Linked DNA regions of Homo sapiens: region 2 is linked to region 1. A link is a loop called in an ENCODE intact Hi-C map of the cell type or tissue named here. Cell type or tissue: heart left ventricle. All regions are shown on one strand. Each heading gives the region's core, and the rest is flanking DNA. Links, peaks and the distances in the headings are about the cores only. Region 1 overlaps AP1G1 (adaptor related protein complex 1 subunit gamma 1). Region 2 overlaps ZNF19 (zinc finger protein 19).

Region 1 (10,368 bases), core at 1,293-9,292:
GAGGTCAGGAGTTTGAGACCAGCCTGGCCAACACAGCGAAACCCTATCTCTACTAAAAATACAAAAATTAGCCGGGTGTGGTGGCACGCGCCTATAGTCCCAGCCACTCGGGAGGCTGAGGCAGGAGAATCGCTTGAATCTGGGAGGCAAAGGTTGCAGTGAGCCAAGATCACACCATTGCACTCCAGCCTGGGTGACAGAGCAAGACACCATCTCAAAAACAAAAACAAGTAAATGACATATTAAAAATTAGCAAAGAGAATAGAAATACGGATGGCTAAGCAAGCACGAGAAGCTAAAATAAATGCAAACACCATTTGTGCAGTCCAGCAGATTATCAATGAAGCAGACAAAGAAATATTCATACAGTTCTCCTAGTCTAAAAAATCAAATCGAGAAAATTTCCCCCAATTCCCATTTTCAAAACAATTTTAGAAATGTGTTCTCATGGAAAATCAGAGGCTACTCAAGATACAGGCAGCATATAGGTCCCCAACTCCCTCAAATTTTCACTTTTCTTTGTCCTGTAAAAGTATAGCAAGGTAGTTTAGGAGAAGAGCAGAAACTTACTGCTCCAAACCCTTTAAAAACACATGTTAAATCTATTCTGAATTTCTACTGACTTAAATTTCTATATAATGGGGTAAAACTGTAATGATAAATTAAGAAATCTAGAATTCAAAATTTTAAAACTTAATGTAAAAAGTGGAAAAACATCTTTAAAACACATTATGAATAAGGCAAGAAAACCCAGACTTTTTAACATTTTATCATTTTGCTTTAACATATAACACTAGGAAAACAAGACAGTAGGAACAAAAAGAAAAGACTCCACAATAAATGAGCTAAGGATACAGGAATGTTCAGAAAGGAACCTCATCTATAATACAAATATGTGAATAAATATTAAACATTCTCTGTGATCAAAAAATAATAGGGCCTCTCTCTGCTGACCAAGCCTGGCAGAGGGCTACAAAATTTAAAAAATAATAATAAAAATAAAATATAATAGGACCAAATTTTCACCCAATAGGGCTTTTTAAAATGATAATATACAATGCTTATGACTGTGCGGTTAAACATATAAATTGAGGAAAAGGTAAATAATATTTACCAAGTGCCTACTATGTATCATGCACTGAATAGGTCAATGGGCCTCACAAATATCTTATGGAGTAAGTATTAATCATCCTAATTTTAACCAGATTCAGAAAGACTAAGTCACTTAGTCTAACAAATTAATCTAAAATAAGAACAAATTGATGTAATATTTGTTGAGGCCGCTAGGTAAGAAAAATCTAGAAACAAAATACCCCATACTGGCTGGGTGCGGTGACTCATGCCTGTAATCCCAGCACTTTGGGAGGCCAAGGCGGGAGGATCATTTGAGGTCAGGAGTTCAAGACCAGCCTGGCCAACATGGTGAAACCCCATCTCTAATAAAAAAATACAAAAATTAGCTGGGCATGGTGGCACGTGCCTATAAATCCCAGCTACTCGGGAGGCTGAGGCAGGAGAATCACTTGAACCCGGGAGGCAGAGGTTGCAGTGAGCCGAGATCGTGCTGTTGCACTCCAGCCCGGGCAACAAAGCAAGATTCCGTTTCAAAAAAACCAAAAAAAAAAGCCAAACTACCCAATACTAACGAACTGAGTAAACAGAGCAAATTTGTTGATAAAGTATTAGTCACCTAAAATTATAATTATGAAGGCTATATATATTAACATGGAAATACTAACATATTAGGTGAAGTATATGCTATGGTTTAACTGTGGGGTTGTTTTTTCTTTGCCGGTTATCCAGTACAGCTTTGACATTTGAGGATTTGAAATTGACCATTTGTAAATGATTCATAAGTACATGACAAGTAACATTTTGAAATTTTGTTAAGACACAGACATAAATCCTATACTCTGTGACTCCACTGTATTAGGAAAAAAAAAAATCAGCCTGTGGGAATGAGCTTAGCTAACCATCCAACTTGTTATCCTATGTCTATTTTTTACTCAAGGTCATGTGTGCTTTAACTCTTCATTATCCTCTTAAAGAAGACAGCAAAACCCCGTCTCTACTAAAAATACAAAAAATTAGCCGGGCATGGTGGCATTCGCCTATAATCCCAGCTACTCAGGAGGCTGAGGCAGGAGGCTCACTTGAACGCAGGAGGCAGAGGTTGAAGTGAGCCGAGATAATCCCACTGCACTCCAGCCTGGCTGACAGAGTGAGACTCTGTCTCAAAAAAAAAAAAAAAAAGACACTTTAACCTTTCAGCTATACTTTACACTGAAATTTAGGATAGAAGTTGTAGGCCAGGCGTGGTGGCTCACACCTGTAATCCCAGCACTTTGGGAGGCTGAGGTGGGTGGATCACGAGGTCGGGACCAACCTGGCCTACATGGTGAAACCCTGTCTCTCCTAAAACTACAAAAATTAGCCAGGCGCAGTAGCAGGCGCCTGTAATCCCAGCTATTCAGGAGGCTGAGGCAGGAGACCTGCTTGAACCCAGGTTGCAGAGGCTGCAGTGAGCCGAGATCATGCTACTGCACTCCAGCCTGGGTGACAGAGTGAGACTCTGTCTCAAAAAAAAAAAAAAAAAGGCCAGGCGAAGTGGCTCACGCCTGTAATCCCAGCACTTTGGGAGGCCGAGGCAGGGGGATCATGAGGTCAGGAGTTCAGGACCAGCCTGACGAACATGGAGAAACCCCATCTCTACTAAAAATACGAAAATTAGCCAGGGCATGGTGGTGCGTGCCTGTGATCCCAGCTACTCAGGAGGCTGAGGCAGAAGAATCGCTTGAACCCGGGAGGCGGAGGTTGCAGTGAGTCGAGATCGTGCCACTGCACTCCAGCCTGTGCAACAGAGCAAGACTCCATCTCAAAATAAAAATAAAAGTTGTATTGGACTCGGGTTTATCATATTGCTGAACATGTCAATTACAAATGACTGGTATATATGAACAGAAGAAAAAATATTCCCAAATGAAAAGTTATGTTTGAATATTATGAGTGATTGCCCTTCAGTTGCTTTAATTACAGAAAGTGTGAAAGGGAAGAGGTAAGTAGCAGGTTAACATCTCTCCACAAATGGCCACAGCTACTGAAAACTAACCATTAGTGGGAAGGAACCAAGAAGAAGTCATGTCTTGGGACACTAAAAGCAAAGGTGATACGGGATATATTTTTTGAGCTTGAAAGAGAAAGTGTGTTTTTTTTTTTTTTTTTTTGGAGACAGAGTCTTGCTCTGTCACCCAGGCTGCAGTACACACTGGCGCGATCTCGGCTCACTGCAACCTCCGTCTCTCAGGTTCAAGCGATTCTCCTGCCTCAGCCTCCGGAGTAGCTGGGATTATAGGCATGCACCACTTCACCCGGCTAATTGTTGTATTTTTAGTAGAGATGGCGTTTCACCATGTTGGCCAGGCTGGTCTAGAACTCCTGACCTCAGGTGATCCACCTGCCTCTGCCTCCCAAAGTGCTGGGATTACAGGCATGAGCCACTGCGCCCAGCCAGGAAAAGTAGTTTCTATCTTAAAACACTATGAATAATTTATTCACCCAAAATTAGGAGTTTGCCTTTAAGAAATCCGTATAAATTATCTTTAGAGCATTATTAGTATACAACATATAACCCGGATATTGTGAAGATTTGACTCTTGCTTCTGATTTAGCCTCTCCCATCTTCAAATGATTCACGTGCTGGAAAGTCTGGGTTCAGTTTAGTTTTTCCCTGAGGCCTCTATCTTTTCCCAGGTATTAAATAGCTCCAGACTGCCTCACCTGTAAGGTTGATGTCTCCCAGCAAATCAAGAAGTTCTCCACCAGCAGAAGATGGTTTGCTTGTAGGCGCAGTTGGAATAACAGGTGTTATGTCATTTCCTCCCAACAAATCCAATAAATCATTGGCCTAAACAAGGTAACAACACCTCAATTCATTATTATTTGATTTGTCTAGTATACATCTAATGCAAAGCTCTTTCAATATGTAAAAATAAGGAAGGAAATCATCAACCAACCCAGGAACATTAAAGGGACTCAGCTAAGAGACAAGCTGTAAGGGACTATAAAATCGTAAGAAGCCCCAGATGAGCAAGTGAAAGGCTGGCTACCTGGCTGGTGGGCTGTGGCCCAGAGGGTGGCGGTTTGGTCTCTAGTGGAGCTGGTTCTGTCTCTCCATTTGTCTGCACAATCTCAGTAGGGCCATTTGTGGTCACTTTTTCCATGACAGGCATTCTCTCAAGTAGGGCAGACCTAGAAGAATCTGAAGTGGTTAAATTCTAGGCAGTTAACCTAGATTCCCTACCCAAAATAATCACCATTAACTATGTTGAGCCCAAGCATGGAGATCTATCTCCCCTCCCCATCCAACACACACACTAAAATAGAAGGTAGATTACAAGAATACATGACCTAAATTCCTGGCTGGATTAAGGGCAGACAAAAAAATCTTGAATAAACAGACTGCCCAGCTAAATCCCAAAGCATATATTTCAGTGGTAGAGAGACTGAGATGAAAGAAAGGTAAATCCATAGGTATTAACAGTCAAGAAGATACTGTATAATAGAAGAATAAAAGATGACCCAAACACTAGAATGTTAACAGTAAAAGAATTTGAATGAGATTATTTGTCTTGAAAAAATACAACTCCCACTTCTTTTTTTTTTGAGACAGAGTCTTGCTCTGTCGCCAGGCTGGAGTGCAGTGGCATGATCTTGGCTCACTGAAACATCCGCCTCCCAGGTTCAAATGATTCTCCTGCTTCAGCCTCTCGAGTAGCTGGGAATACAGGCATGCGCCACCATGCCCAACTAATTTTTTTGTATTTTTAGTAGAGACGGGGTTTCACCATGTTGGCCAGGATGGTCTCGATCTCTTGACCTCGTGATCTGCCCGCCTCGGCCTCCCAAAGTGCTGGGATTACAGGCGTGAGCCACCACGCCCGGCCTCCCACTTCTTAACTAAATAAAATAGAAAATAAAGCAAACTTTCCATATCAAAAAAAGTGTAAGTGTTGGAGGTGGAATGAAAGAGAGTTAATTTATTTCTTTAGAGACTAGGCAGAATAGAAGATGGACAAAACAGAAGCAGACAAGCAATTAGAACTAAATAGGGATACGAGGAACAATTAATAAAGCACAAGGAATGAATCTTCTTTATGGATTACCATGACAATTTAGTCAGGATGCTAAGAGATACACGCATTGCTTAGTTTCTTTCGCTCACCTCATGTGGTCATATTTCTTGAAAAGTGCATTATATTCTACTGCCCTCTGCTGGAGTTCCACATCAATGCTGCTTCCGTAGATGGAAACCACTTTCTTAATTCGGCTATAGATAAAATGACAAACGAAATAAAATACCCAAAAGAAAATTCACAAATAAGCAGAGATAATGTTTAATAAGCCAGAATTTTCTGGTTAAAATACTGAAATACTCATTTTTTCTTAATTTATATAGTTTTTCAAAAACAAAACACTTTACTTTCATCCATTTATCTGACATTCGCATTATACTATTCTCATTGTAACACTAGATTTTTGTCTGTTAAATATGCCATCCCCATTCAGCAACAATGATGGTGTGGAAAAAACACATATATATATGCCACTCCCTAAACTTTGCTAGACAAAAGTACCAACTATTACTTTGCCACAAAAGAAATTTGTACTGTTCATTCTCTTCTTTGATAATTTTTAAATAATTTTTAATCTATAAAAGGGTCAGAGCCTCAAAATGTTGACCCCAAATTCTTCCAGTTCAGAATTTTAAAAGTAATTCAATACCATTTTTTATAAGACTTCACATTTAAAAGTGAAGCAGAAAGACTACAAGAACTACGTTGGCCTTAAATATGCTTGGGTGGGAAAGTGACCTGAGAATCTACTTTATTCAAAAAAGCAAAGAGGAGAATTAAAAGATTTAATCACCAAAACATTCATGATTTTATTCCTATTAAGACTTGTCAAAATATAATAAACCAAAACCTTGGCCAGATTACAAGGTCAGGAGTTCGAGACCAGTCTGGCCAAAATGGTGAAACCCCATCTCCACCAAAAAATACAAAAATTAGCCAGGCATGGTGGTGTGCGCCTGTAATCCCAGCTACTCAGGAGGCTGAGGCAGGAGAATTGCTTGAACCCTGGAGATGGAGATTGCAGTGAGCCGAGATTGTATGCCACTGCACTCCAGCCTGGCAACAGAGCAAGATTCTGTCATAAAATAAAATGAAATATAAAATACAAATAAACCAAAACCTTTATATGGGGAAGTAGATTCTCAACTTAAAAAGAAAAAAAAAAGGTATTAGAAATCTCATTCTAAAAACGTAACTTTTAGGCCAGGTGGAGTGGGTCACATCTGTAATCCCTGCACTTTGGGAGGTCAGGGCAGGAGGATCACTTGAGCCCAGGAGTTTGAGACCAGCCTGGGCAAACAAACGAAACACTTTCTCTACAAAAAAATGTAAAAATTAGCCAGGCACGATGGTGTGCACTTATAGTCCCAGCTCCTCTGGAGGCTGAGACAGGAAGATCCCTTAAGCCCAGGAGTTCAAGGTTGCAGTAAAATATGATGGCGCCACTGCACCCCATCCTGGGTAAGAGAGCGAGACCCTGTCTCAACAAACAAACAAAACCCCCTAAACTTTTCTGCTTCAAAATAATCCACAAGGGAGTAAAAGAATGAGAGGGAACAAAGTGCTGATGAATAAAGATTAACCACAAATTGATCACTGTGACTGTGGAGAAATAAGTAATGGAAATTTGTGTTATTATTCTCTCTACTTTTGTCTATGCTTGAAATTTTCCATGATAACAAGTTTTTTGGGATTTTTTTTGTTTTTTAATTACAAAACAACCTGTTCACCCTATGTTTCTTCAATACTCACTTTACAGTACAAGTGAATCGAGTGGAAAGCTTCATAATGGCAGTGAGGGCATAACCTCGTGTCACAGAGGTGGACATATTAGAGATTAGGACACTTTCTAAAATATCCAACACTTCATCCTCTGTTACCTGAGGAGGAGGAGGAAAAAGAAGACGATGAAGAATGAGTAGCATGATTAAGCATCTAAATCTGATATCAAGTCAGGGGAAGCAGCCAGAAAGACAATCCTACCGTTACAAAAGCCTCTAACTCAACCTGTGCTTTGCCAGGGTAACTGTCCAAGCTGTTCTATCAACCAGAGTAGTTGGGGGTAAAAAAAAGTGCTCTGGTTCTATCAACCAGAGCAGGTGGGGGTAAAAAGAGTGAAAAATGACCACTGGGGCTGAGAGGCAATATTAGAGCTTCAAGTGGCAGAAACAGAAGAAGAAAAGAAAAACATACAGAGTTCAAGTGTTGTTGCCACAATTTTCCCTTTTAAAGCCAGTCCTTTAATGTGCAAATAAGAACATGGATACATGTCTCATTTCTTCTTGTTTACCAGCCAGAGGGTAAGAGAAACAGTAATTCAGTCCACTAGGACAGAGACTTGGGCCTAAAGTGGTTTTAAAATCTCACAATGGGGCCAGGCAAAGTGGCTCACACCTGTTTTGTTTTTTTTTTGTTTTTTTTGTTTTGAGACGGAGTCTGGCTCTGTCACCCAGGCTGGAATGCAGTGGCGCAATCTTGGCTCACTGCAAGCTCCACCTCCCGGGTTCACGCCATTCTCCTGCCTCAGCCTCCCGAGTAGCTGGGACTACAGGTGCCTGCCACCACGCCCGGCCAATTTTTTCTACTTTTTAGTAGAGATAGGGTTTCACTGTGTTAGCCAGGATGGTCTGGCTAACCACCCTGCAGGTGACCTCATGATCCACCCGCCTTGGCCTCCCAAAGTGCTGGGATTACAGGCATGAGCCACCACACTCAGCAATGCCTGTTAATCCCAACACTTTGAGAGGCCAAGGCAGGCAGATTGCTTGAGTCCAGAAGTTCAAGACCAGCCTGGGCAACACGGTGAAACCCTGTCTCTACAAAAAAAAAGTAGAATAAACTAGCCAGGGTGGTGCCTGCCTATAGTCCCAGCTACTCAGGAGGCTGAGGTGGGAAGATCGCTTGAAACCCAGGAGATCAAGGCTGCAGTGAATTGTGATCCCACCATGGCACTCCAGCTTGGGTGACAGAGTGAGACTCTATTAAAAAAAAAAAAACAAAAAACCTCACAATGGCTCAATAAGTTCCATCTCAAAAAATGGCAGGTTTTCCAATATAATTCGCGTTTGCTTCTTTAAAAAGTTGGGTATTTTTTAAATTTTTTTGAGACAGGGTCTCACTCCTGAGTAGCTGGGACTAGACACCATCATACCTGTCTAATATTTGTGTCTTTTGTAGAGACAGAGTTTCACCATGTTGCCCAGGCTGGTCTCAAACTCCTGGGCTCAAGCGATGCTCCCATCTCAGCCTCCCAAAGCGCTGGGATTATAGGCATGAGCCACCACGCCTGGCCTAAAAAGTTTTCAAGGAATCAACCTCAACTCCCCATTAAACACTACTCTCCTATAACCAAAACCACTATTTTCCCCCACTTAACCAAGAGTGACAAGGAGTACCTGAATAGGCTCTTCCTCTTCACACTGGCCAGATACAAGAAGATCACCATATTCACCTATACACCATGCAGCCACTTGTACCAAAGGTTGCTGTGAAAAGAAAAGTCAACGTTTCTCAAGAACTTCAATTTTTCCAAAGTTATTTAATGCAAATCATAGGTCATCTCATAATAAAGATCAAAACTGTGCATATCTAGAGTGTTAGAAATAAAGACATACCAAAGGGGAGAGAGGAGGGGGGAAAAAAAAGAAGAAAAACATACCAGAAAAATTGAGGGTAAAATTACCCCCTAAAATAGTTGAATGAAGTACTTACTTGAGAATAATCACCAAGAATTGCTTTGTACAGGCGCTGGACAGTATAGGCATGCATCTCCACACTATTAGTTATTAACTGGATTAAATTGGGGACTGCATCATCACGAACATAACTTCCTGCCTAAAAGGAAATGCAGACAATTACCCCTAGAAACACACAGAAATGATGATAACAAGTGTTAGCTATTATTATTACTGTGTGTTTTTTCCTTTCTTTTTTTGAGACAGAGTCTCGCTCTGTCACCCAGGCTGGAGTGCGATAGCGCGATCTTGGCTCACTGCAACCTCCACCTCCCAGGTTCAAGCGATTCTCATGCCTCAGCCTCCCAAGTAGCTGGGACTACAGGTACATGCCACCACACCTGGCTAATTTTTTCTATTTTTAGTAGAGATGGGGTTTCACCATGTTGGTCAGGGTGGTCTCGAACTCCTGACCTCAGATGATCCACCTGCCTCGGCCTCTCAAAGTGCTGGGATTACAGGCGTGTGCCACTGCGCCCAGCCATTACTATTGTTTTTAAAAGAAGAATACCAGAAAACACCCTCAAAGATAAATTTGGTTCCAATTCTCAGGTTCATAACAGCTCAAACTTCAAAGTCTTATTTAAATATGTTACATTTTTAAATTTTATTTTATTTTTAAAAATTTTCTCTTTGTCCAAAGGCCGGGTGTGGTGGCTCACGCCTGTAATCCCAGCACTTTGGGAGGCCAAGGCGGGTGGATCACAAGGTCAGGAGATCGAGACCATCCTGGCTAACACGATGAAACCCCGTCTCTACTAAAAATACAAAAAATTAGCCGGGCATGTGGTGGGTGCTTGTAGTCCCAGCTACTCAGGAGGCTGAGACAGCAGAATGGCGTGAACCCAGGAGGCCGAGCTTGCAGTGAGCCGAGTTTGCGCCACTGCACTCCAGCCTGAGCAACAGACTGAGACTCCGTCTCAAAAAAAAAAAAAAAAAAATTTCTCTTTGTCCAAATTAAAAAAGGAAGGCTGGACACAGTGGCTCACACCTGTAATCGCAGCACTTTGGATGGCTGAAGCAAGATGACTGCTTGAGGCCAGGAGTTTGACACAAGCCTGGGCCACACAGCAAGACTCCATCACTACCAACAATAATAATAATAATAATAATAATGTAAAGGTTTAAAACTTTATCACCCAACCTTGGTCAATCTCCCATTCCTAAATAGAACAATAGATTTAATTTGTAAGACTGAGACCAGTCCTAACCATGTGTATTTTGGAAAGGAAAAAAAAGAAAAAAAAAAAAAAACAGCCAGGTGATCAGGGTTTTATCAGGTCACTCCTGTTAAGAAACACAAAGACAGAGGAAGAATTCTGGGAAAATGATCAGAAGGAAAGGTGAGAAGCTAAAAAGCAGGTAATTTGCAGTATAGTTTATTTACATCCTTCCGTAAAGCAGAGTGCATTAAATACAAGAAAGCATCAGGGTGATCTAATGGGTTTGTATAATAAGACTACTTCATTCAACAGCAGCAGAATACACATTTTTCTTAAACT
Region 2 (10,368 bases), core at 838-8,837, 270 kb before region 1:
AGGAAGAGGTGGTGAAGCCACCCAGGTGCTAGACGCAGTAAGCAATTAAGTCTGGAATTGGGTAGGGAGATTCCAACACTGGCTGGCAGCGGAAGGACACGTGGGAGAAAAAAAGGGTGCAGTTTGTGTTCATCACCAAAGAAAAGGGCCAGCCCTGTTTTCCTACTGAGAGATCTCTGCAGTGTGTCTTATGACCAAGAACCATGGCATTTCCTTGGCTCCCTAGCCAGGTCAAGGGCAAAGCGGGCGTGCTGTCCTAGGAATTAAAATGGCAAATACCAAGATATAATAGCTACAATAGCCTGGCATTTCTCAGTTTAAGGCCTAGAGTAGCATCCATTCCAAATAAAAAACTGAATAAACAGAAAATGAAAGCTTTAAGAGTGAAAGCTTTTAGTTTCCTAGTTAAGACTTTTCTTGAGAATGGATTCACTGGTGCAGACATAATTTTGTAGTACAATGAGATTTTTGTTACAGAGCTCAAGTTGTTAGAACTTCTATCTACTAGTGGTGTCTGATATAACCTGGGCTCTCCAGTGTTACAGTGGGCTTCCCAATCTCATCACAATCATGGGGTTGAGGAGCTGCCATGACTATAACTAAAGACTTTCCCATATATCATACACACAAAACATTTCTCCATCAGGTATGTTATCCCTGAAAACTTCAAACAACTGCTACAATGACAACACTGTTTAAGTCAAAATTCTGTTCCAAGGCAAGAAAACCTAACTCAGGTGTGCCAAAGCCAAAACCAACCAAACAAAAATGGAATTTATTGGCTGCTGCAATTCAAAAACCCGTATATATTTTTAGCTTCAGGCATGGTGTATGTGGCTGTTCAAACATTATCTTCAGTCTTTTACTGCTCTCCAATTCTCAGATGCATTTTTGCTGTGTGGACTTCATTCTCACCTCTGTAAGAGTCTAGTTCTTCTTCTCAGCATTAAAACCAATGGGGGTGGGCGGGGGGAGAGTATTTGTTCCTATTAGCTCTTGCAATCCTGGGACTCTAATTGAACCATCTTTGGTCATCTACTGACATCTGAATCATTAACTGTGGCTTGAGGGATGGATCAGAGGCTGAGTCAGGCCTGTGTCACACATTCCATTCCTGAGTAGAAGACGGAATCCACTCAGTACATTTCACTGGAGTGTACTATTACCAGTAAAAGGGGGTAAAAAATTCTGGGAGGCCAAAACGACAAATGTCCAGCACAGGCTTCTCTCCAGAGTAGACATGCTCAAGGTGACCTAGCTGGGAAGAAGTCCCAAAGGCCTTCTCATACTTGCTACACTCATAGGGTTTCTCTCCAGTATGGATTCTTTGATGCTGATGAAGATTTCTTTTGCTAGTCAAGGCTTTTCCACACTCATCACATACATAGGAAGACTCCTGAGTATGAATTCTCAGATGCCTTTTTAATTGTTCCTGAGCACTGAAGGCTTTTCCACAATCTACACAGTCAAAGGGTTTCTCCTCACTGTGAATTCTCTGGTGCCGAGTTAGTTTTGTATGAAAATTGAAGGCTTGTCCACATACTTTACAAGAATAAGGCTTTTCCCCTGTGTGAATACGCTGATGTTGGCTTAGATGGGAAGTCCTTCCAAAGCTTTTGCCACACTCATTACACTCATAGGGTTTCTCTCCAGTGTGGATTTTCTGATGCCGAAGTAGGGGTGAATTACCAACAAAAGCTTTGCCACACTCATTACACTCATAGGGTTTCTCCCCAGTGTGGATTCTCTGATGTATAACAAACTCGGAACTACTCGTGAAACTATTCCCACACTCTGTACAGTAATAGGGTCTGTCCCCACTGTGGATTCTCTGATGCCTGATCAGATTTGCATTATCATTAAAGGCTCGCCCACACTCCTCACACTGATAGGGTCTCTCTCCAGTGTGAATCCTCTGGTGCCGAATTAACGAAGAATTACCATTAAAGGCTTTTCCACACTCACTACACTCAAAAGGTTTCTCCCCAGTGTGGATTCTCTGGTGTCTAGCATAGTAAGAAAAGTAGCTGAAGGATTTCCCACACTCCTCACATATGAAAGGTTTCCTTGCACAGGGGATTCTTGGAACCTTTCCTTGGATATTTTTCACTGTGGGGATGTCCTGGTGCTTTTCCACATTACGTGTTTCTGGGAAGTCAGTTCTCTGAGGGACACTCTTCAGCTGACCATGTGACATCATCCCATCTCTTTCTTCAGAAATTCCCTGGATTAATGTGGACTCACTGTCAATGTTGGTCTCAACATCTGACATAAGAGATAGAAAACACAAATAATGCCACCTGAGAACTATACTAGAAATAATAGAGCATTGAAAATGATAAGGCTTTAAAAGAGATCATTTCAACTTTCACATCAGCATGCTGGGAAGAAAAGGCTGTTAAAGTGAAAGTGCCAAATATCACACAGGCAGAGAACATTGAGGTGGAACAGGGTATCAGTGGACACAACACACGAGACTGCTTCCTAAGCTTTTCTACTCTAATATTTGAATGATGTCTGGTCATCCCTGGCATGAGCTAGTATCTTTTGAATTGATGCTACTTACAGCCTACAAAATGCCAAAGAAGGCACAGGTCTTAAGAACAAGTAGTGACATCGGGGCTGGCAAGACTTAGAATCAGAAAGTGAAACAGAACAGTATCAGAAAGCAAAGGCAAAGGATGAATTGTTGTTCTTTTTAAAAACTCATACCCTGCAGATGTCCCAAAAGACTTAAGACACTGAACATTACAGACACTGGGTTGTGGCAAGACAGAGAGAAAGAAAATCACAGAAGTGCTTAGAGAGTATTATTCCCAATATGTTGTAAGATTACCTAGTTCAGAGGTTCTTAACTGCAGAACCACACATGGACTATAGACGATGAGGAAACGCCCTAAAACTGCTGAACCTCAAACATGCAGAGAAACTACTGTCCTAGACTCTCTATTTGAAAAGGGATGAACAGTTTACTTAGACACACCCAGACTGAGAGTATTCTTTCTCCTATCAGCAAAAAGGAGACAAACAGCCCATAAAATGGCATTTGTGTTCCAAAAGATTGGATGACATTTTAAATGAGTTAAAGTCAATCCATTTTATATGAAATGATGGGCTTGGTTTTAACATTAATGTGGGTTACCTGGGACTCATGTGATGGTTAATCAAGTTCATCCTATGAGTGTGAGTTAAAGGAGTAAGGGAACTCCGAAGGAGAATGTTCAGAGGAGAGTAATCTGAGATTGAAGTAAACAAGGTAACCAAGAGTCTGAAAAAGAATAATCACCAGACAGAGGAAGCGTGTGAGAACAAACCAACAGGTTCTCAATTGTCTTGATGATTCTTTTTCAGATTCTTAGAATAAGAGGCTGAAGTGCTGTGCTAGCTTCATTATTTTCCACGTATTTGCTCTCTGCAAACCACCTGCACTGAAACTCCTGCCTCTGCCTTCAATTTCACTGTTTGCTCTTGGTGGCCCCCATCTATTTGACTGTCTACTTTCTCTTCCTTCTCTCACTGAAATTAAATATCCCTTAATGGTTAAGATTCAGCCTTCATTTTTTCTTCCTGGGGATCGTTTCAACCCAGCTGTGTTAGAGTACTGTTTCAGACCTGCCTTTTATCTCAGACTCTCCACCCACCTTCTCAATGGCCTGCTCTAGCCATCCACTTGCCTATTCTAAAGGCACCTCACGCCCTGTGCTCAGCTCTGAATTCCTATGAATTCAAAAAGCTCCTCCCATGCCATGACTTCCTAGTGTTATCTGACTCAGCTCTCCCCATTTATGGCCAACTTTTGGGAAGATCTGGCCCATTTTACCTTCACATTCTCCGTCCCACTCCCAACAGCACTTAATACTTTTCTTTTTCGCTTTTTACATCTGTCTCCATAACTTGTACCTGCCAGAACTTCTTAAACAACGTTCAGCACATGGCAAGTTGCTCAAAAACTGCTCCTGAATAAATCCATCCCAACCAAGGAGGACAACTAAGGTAGGCAATGTTGAAACTCAGAAAGGAACAATGGATTCAAGGATTGCAGATGAGACGTACTGAGTGATTACATGTTGGTAAGAGTTAAGATTGGTGAGAAACGTTTCATATTTTACCTATTAGGTGAAATCATCTATTTTATTTAAATCCTGCCCAGCATGATTCATTTTAAAATACAGTGCTCCATAAAACGCTACAATTGTTGGTTCTAAATCTGCCTCACCTACCTTTACAGACGTTTTTGGTCCTCTCTGCTGGGGGATCATCCTGTGCTTCCAGGCCCCAAGCCATGTCCCCTCTCTCCAAAAGTGAGATCAGTGCAGGTTTGGGAACTGGGTACCCTGAAAACAGGAAGAAAATGGTACTTTTCAGCCCTGTATCTGCTGTGTCAAAAGAAGGAAAACCCCAGGAGTCTCAGTAAGAATAAGACCCACAGAAGAGGGTTCTCGACTGGAGAAGGCCAAAGAGATTCCGATCAACAGGAAACTGAGCATTTGTGACTTCTTCCTAAAAAAAACACTCAAGGATAAGTAAGTCAGTGAGATCCACAAGGCATGAGCAAACACAGGGAAGGGGACATGCCCTTCCCCAGACAACAACTACTACTTATTCCTTACTGTGCAGAGCCTCTTGGAAGATGGAACATACTCTTACCAGGGGACAGTAATTCCCTTCATTGGGAGACCAAAGTGACCCAAGACCTCTCCCTACCCAGCAATCTTTGAAGTTGGTCACTGAGCCTCAGCTCTGCAGTCACTCAGTGGAGGACACAAGAGACAACCTCTCCTCTCCACTCCACACTCCTCCCCCCAGGCTGTAAAAGAAGGAAGGAAACTGGAAAAGTACAGATCTGAGTCCTAGGAGGAAAATGGCCTTACCCAAAGCAGTCAGGTTCCCAAAATTCTCCAACATCACACTTCTGTACAGGGCCCTCTGGGCAGGAGAAAGGCCAGTCCATTCTGTCTTGGTGAAGTGCACAGCCACATCCTCGAAGGTCACCATCTCCTAAAACAACAGGTTCCTGCTGCCCCAGAGCCAATCCTCTGGCTCCGGGCCAGAGTGTGGGGCAGAGGGGACAGGTAGGGACTTGAGGGAAAGTCCTGTGAGGGATAGGTAATGAGAAAATGTGACAGAACTGGATATTAGACCATTATATGACTATTTTTACAACGAAAAATCTGGAACTTCTCTCACTACCAGAAGAGATTCCATTAGGATATAAAATTGACTGTCATAAAATGTGATTTAACATTTTTTAAACCCTAGGAAAAAAAGTCTCTTATTAGTTAACCTTCCTAGGGCAAAAATCTCTTTGATTTAGTAAATATTTTCAGTCTTTTACTTTTGTACCTACAGGTGGACAATTTGCTTCAAATGGTATCTCAGGACCCACCTATTCCTATTAGGTACTCCCTATTCTCAGCCAATCTATCTGTTCCCCACATGTGTTCACCCTGCCCCAAACCTTATGCCCATGAAACAAGCACAGAGTCATGGTTTGCACTGATGGGCCTATCTCATCCGACTCCCATTCGATTCTTGTATAAAGGACTGGGCTGCCTGTGCTCAAGAGCATCCTGTAGAGGGAGCTCAGAGTCTCCTGGCACAATCCACTCTGCTCCTTGATGGCTTTTCCTAGAAAACCATGCTTCTAGAATTAAATTGCTGCTGCTGGGTAGCTCTTTTAGCTCCTTATCTTTATAGCTCCAAGACAATCTGTAATAGCTTCTGCCAACCAAGCCTCATGCTTCTTGGGTTTTTTTTTCTTTCTTTCTTTCGGTTTTGGTTCTTTTTCTCTTTTTTTTCTGTTTTTGACAGTGTCTTGCTCTGTCACCCAGGTTGGAGTGCAGTGGCACAATCTCAGCTCACTGCAGCCTCGACCTCCCAGCTCAGGTGATCCTCCCGCCTCAGACTCTTGAGTAGCTGGGACTATAGGTGCACACCACCATGCCAGGCTAATCTTTGTATTTTCTGTAGAGACAAGGTTTTGCCACGTTCCCCAGGCTGGTCTCAAACTCCTGGACTCAAGAGATCCGTCTGCCTCGGCCTCCCAAAGTGCTGGGATTACGGGAATGAGCCACCATGCCCAGCCCCTCATGCTTTTTCAACAGACACCCTTCTCCCTCCCTGCTGGCCTCAACTCTACCTTTCCACAAAGTTCTGGCATCTGGTTTAGAGCCTCTATTCACTCCTCAGATGTTGGTATTGAACTTCGTTACCGGAGTGCTCAGGGAATACACTCCGACCTTCCAATGCCTCAACTGATTTTGCACATATCCACATCCCCCTCATCCCAGCACTGCCTCAGACTCTCTGGATGACCCAACACACTGACTCACCAAGCAACCCCAAACTCATCTTCCCCAAAATGGCTTCCTTTCTAATTTATATAAACTAAGTGGCAGTGTGACAATATTTTTCCCTCTCTGTTGATAACACCAATTTCAACCCAGTCTCTAATGCTAGAACTTCAGATTAATCCTAGACATTCTAACCCCCATCATCACTCATTGCTGACAGTTAATACTCAAGTCCTGCCAATTTTATTACCTACGTTATTTCTGGAATCTGACTCTTCTTCACTGTGGTACAATCAGTAAACTAGGTCAACAGCTGGGGACACTTTAGCTCTACTTCCAGTCTTGTCCCACACTGAATCTATCCTCTGCCCAGCTGACAACCTGACTTCATCAACTCCTGAATGAACCTCTTGAATGAATCACCACTAACTAGAGCAGTGGTATTCAGAGTGTGGTCTCCAGACCACCACCAGTAGCGGATGCAACACTTGGGAATTTGTTAGGCAAATTCTTGGGCCCCACTCTGAGAGAAGTCCATACTTCAGTGAGCCCTCCAGGTAATTCTGATGTACACTGAAGTCTGAGAACCCTGGATTGGAGGATAAAATCCAAACTCAGGAAACTGAGCTGTATTAGGTGACAAAGTGATGGAAAGGTGCACAACTATACACAGAGAATCTATCCGGGAAGCGCTGCAAACAAAATTCCAGAGAAGGAACAACAAACTCTAAATGTAATCTGAAAGATGGCACAAGTGGCAGAGAGAGAAGGAAAAACAACAAGACTTTGTGTCTCTCTGGAAATGGTATCAGGGGAGAACATAGTCAACAATTACACAGCAATTTAGAAACTGAGTGATCAGGACTGCAATATAGTGTGATGTCAGACACTTGTGGAAAAACCAGAAGAGGGTGGGAGCTCCAAGGAAGCTGATATATCAGTGACACAGTCAGGTAGAGAAAACTGAAGGATGTGAGAAATATGAGATTATGATTTGGGATATGGTTCATGGATACTAAGTTACTGGATAAATAAGTGCCAGGAGAAAAGAAATGACAAAGCAGCAACTCCGTCTCAAAAAGTGAAATGTAATTCAAGAAATCAATTCTCTGTCCCAAAAATGTAAGGTACTTATGTTCACCTTACAAATGAATCCAGTTAAGATGCAAAGCAATTATGTGACTGGCTCAAGGCTATGATGCCACTGAGGCCTAACAGATCCCTAACTTCAGGTGTCCTGTTGGGAGTGTAGACTTTTCCTATCACAGCCCATTGCCTCACTTCGCCAGCAGTACTGACCTCAAGGACATATGTTTCCTGATTCTGAAGCCCAAACTTCCTCCTTTCTTTTGGAGGACAAATTAGATAGGCCCCCTCTTTCTTGTCTTCTTCCTGCTGTCCCTCTGCTGCTACTTCCCAAAAACCTTGTGCCCTTGCTGATCTTAGTCACTTCCATCCTATCCTGGATCCCTACATCACCAGCCTGAGTCCCTCGTTCTCACAATTCCCTCTGCAGAGGGACAGCTACTGAACCTGGGGATCCTCTGGCCCAGGAGAGATTCTCAGTATTCAGGAGGCTGTACTTCAGCTTTCCAGATCACTCTCTCCTGTTTCCATCTTCACTGCCCCTAGCTCTTTCCCCAGCACCCAGTCCTACTGGAGGGAATCAGCAGGGGTTTTCCTACTGCTTTGGCTCTAAGACTTGCCAGAATCACCTTTATCCACCTCATTTCCTTCAACTCAGACCTCCATAGAGCTGACCTCAGGGATCCACAGCTCACCTGGTATTGAGCTTTCAGAGGCATGGCTGCCATGACCTGGTCTCCCTCTTAGCAGGCAAAGGCTGAGGGAAGAAACAGAGAGAACCAACAGTGAGCTCAGCCCAGTAAAATGCTCTCTTTAGAGCAATAAATTTGCCAATAGCAAGCAGCATTCACTTACTAAATGCTCACTGGGTTAGTGGTGCATAAATATGTACTTTTTAATCCACATCATACCATGAGGTTTGTAATTCTGAGGAAACAGATTTTGAAAGAATAAGTAACTTGTCCTAGGACACCAGAGCCTGTCCTCACCAACACCAAGCTAAATGAAGAGCAAAACAAGCAAAAGACACCAATAAACTCAGAGCGAAACCTAACAAGAAGAATCTCAGACCTTTATTTTTAAAAATAAATTTGACTGAGAATATAAAAGGTTAAAAATAGCAAGTATCATGCTTTTGGATGAAAAATACATATTCTCTTATTTAGTCCTCACAACAATCTTTTGAACCTTTAATTTTTCCCAAATGAGAAGACAAGGCTAAGAGAATAATTTCTTCTACCAAGATCACTCAGCTGGTGAATGGATGAACTCGGATCCCACACTAGATCTGCCAGGCTTCAAAGGTCATGTTTTTGTCTGTTTGTTTGTTTGTTGAGACAAGAATCTCACTGTCACCTGGGCTGGAGTGCAATGGCGTGATCTCAGCTGACTGTAACCACGGCCTCCCAGGTTCAAGCAATTCTCCTGCCTCAGCCTCTCAAGTAACTGGGATTACAGGCATGTGCCACCACACCTGGCTCATTTTTGTAATTTTAGTAGAGACAGGGTTTCATCATATTGCCCAGACTAGTCCTCAAACTACTGGCCTCTAGCGATCCACCCACCTCGGCCTCCCAAAGTGATGGGATTACAGGCGTGAGGCACCGCCTCCTGCTTTTAATAACTACACTAAATTCTTTCCAATAGTAATCCTAACAGGAATGCTTTTAGAACTGGCAAAATGATTTTAAGGTTAACATAAAATAATAGACAAGAATGGCCAAGAAAACTCAGGAAAAAAATCTCAGAGCAAGTCTTCCTTTACTTGGACCTGGAGCAGGCATCTTTTTTGTTCATTGCCCCACTCAAGGGCCATGAAAACCAGAAACTGATTACCAAAGGACCCTGAAGGGCCAACTCAACACACTAAAACATCTGGGTTATTGTTTTAACTATATCATCTCTTACAGACACTTTGTATTCTAGTTAAACAGCAATATTCTATAAAAAGCCAGCATCTTCCCTACAGGGACTTAATGCATGATGCTGTTTTCTGCGAGCCTCATCTTGTGCCGCCACCCTCTTTTCTCTTAGTTTAGCTACAATGGCCTTCTTTCAGTTTCCTCTGTGCTAACTCAGGACCTTCATACCTGCTGTTTCTTCTGTATGAACTACTCTTCTCCAATCTCAGAACCATTACAACTGAGATTCTCTGCCTGCCATTCTCTCCAGTAATCTAGCCGCCATTCTCTCCAGTAATCTATCCACCCTTCACCTTCAGATCATGATCGCTCTACAGACCAGGTCAGGTGTCTCTGTTAAACACTCCACTCGCACCGTACTCCTTTTCCTATATACCACTTAATCCAGTTTGAAATTATATATTGATTTGTGCTTTCTTCATTCAACAAATATTTATCTCATACATATTTCATGCAAGGCCACGTGTGACACACAACAGATGAAGTAGAGAGAGAAGGGGCATGATCCTGTCCCTCGCAGAGCTTAGTCTAAAGGAAAGACACATTAATCAAGATTCTCTCAAATAACTTTTAAGTCCACAATTTAAATCACTGCCAGGGGAAACTAACGTGGATGGGAAGCTTAAGAAAATAAATTAACTAAGGTATGAAGGAAATCTTTACAAAAGTAACAGCATACGCAAAAGCCATGTTCTAGTAGTGAAGGATCAAGAACACTGTAGTAGCAGTCAAAGGAGAGTGTGCTGTTAGATGATGCTGAAGAAGTCACAAGGGACAAAGCCACACTTTGTGCACGTCAAGAACTTGGTCTTCGATCTACGTGCACTAAGTCACGGGCAGGTGGAGTGAAATAACCAGATTTGATTAATACATGACTTTCCCATTGGGCGGAAAGCTTCCTGGGGGCGGGGCCCACGCCCCGCCTCATTCACCGCTGCATCCCCGGAATCTAGAGCAGGAACTGGCACATAGCTGCTCAGTAAGCAGCTGTGGCCCAATGAGCAGATGGGGTTTGGGCGGCGTCGAGAACAGAGGCGTCCCTTCCATCCAGCCGCCCATATCCACAG

Evidence for each region. Hi-C counts contacts between places; a loop is a spot of excess contacts. Peaks named below come from ENCODE experiments on the same cell type or tissue, not always from the same donor. Only the 100,000 strongest peaks of a DNase experiment are listed, where the experiment ranks them.
Region 2: a loop joins it to region 1, with 4 times the contacts of the local background. A loop is called at or near these places in 2 of 110 quality-filtered maps.

What each region holds. Positions count from the first base shown.
Region 1 is chr16:71,741,367-71,751,734 of GRCh38, forward strand. It overlaps AP1G1 (adaptor related protein complex 1 subunit gamma 1), which reads right to left. Exons shown (of 23, transcript NM_001128.6): 14 at 8,844-8,966; 15 at 8,528-8,617; 16 at 6,885-7,012; 17 at 5,222-5,326; 18 at 4,107-4,248; 19 at 3,778-3,904. Among named protein-coding and RNA genes, the nearest start is that of SNORD71, 12 kb to the right of the region's middle. In heart left ventricle, for the core only: CTCF peaks have their summits at 5,263 (motif pointing left) and 5,463; no DNase peak of the experiment used is centred there.
Region 2 is chr16:71,474,008-71,484,375 of GRCh38, forward strand. ZNF19 (zinc finger protein 19) reads right to left here. Exons shown (of 6, transcript NM_006961.4): 3 at 8,075-8,136; 4 at 4,872-4,998; 5 at 4,221-4,334; 6 at 1-2,265. The coding sequence starts at 8,107. The coding sequence ends at 1,163. Among named protein-coding and RNA genes, the nearest start is that of ZNF19, 10 kb to the right of the region's middle. RefSeq lists enhancers at 1-1,130, 2,547-2,666, 9,861-10,368 and a silencer at 10,338-10,368. In heart left ventricle, for the core only: a CTCF peak has its summit at 5,554 (motif pointing right); no DNase peak of the experiment used is centred there.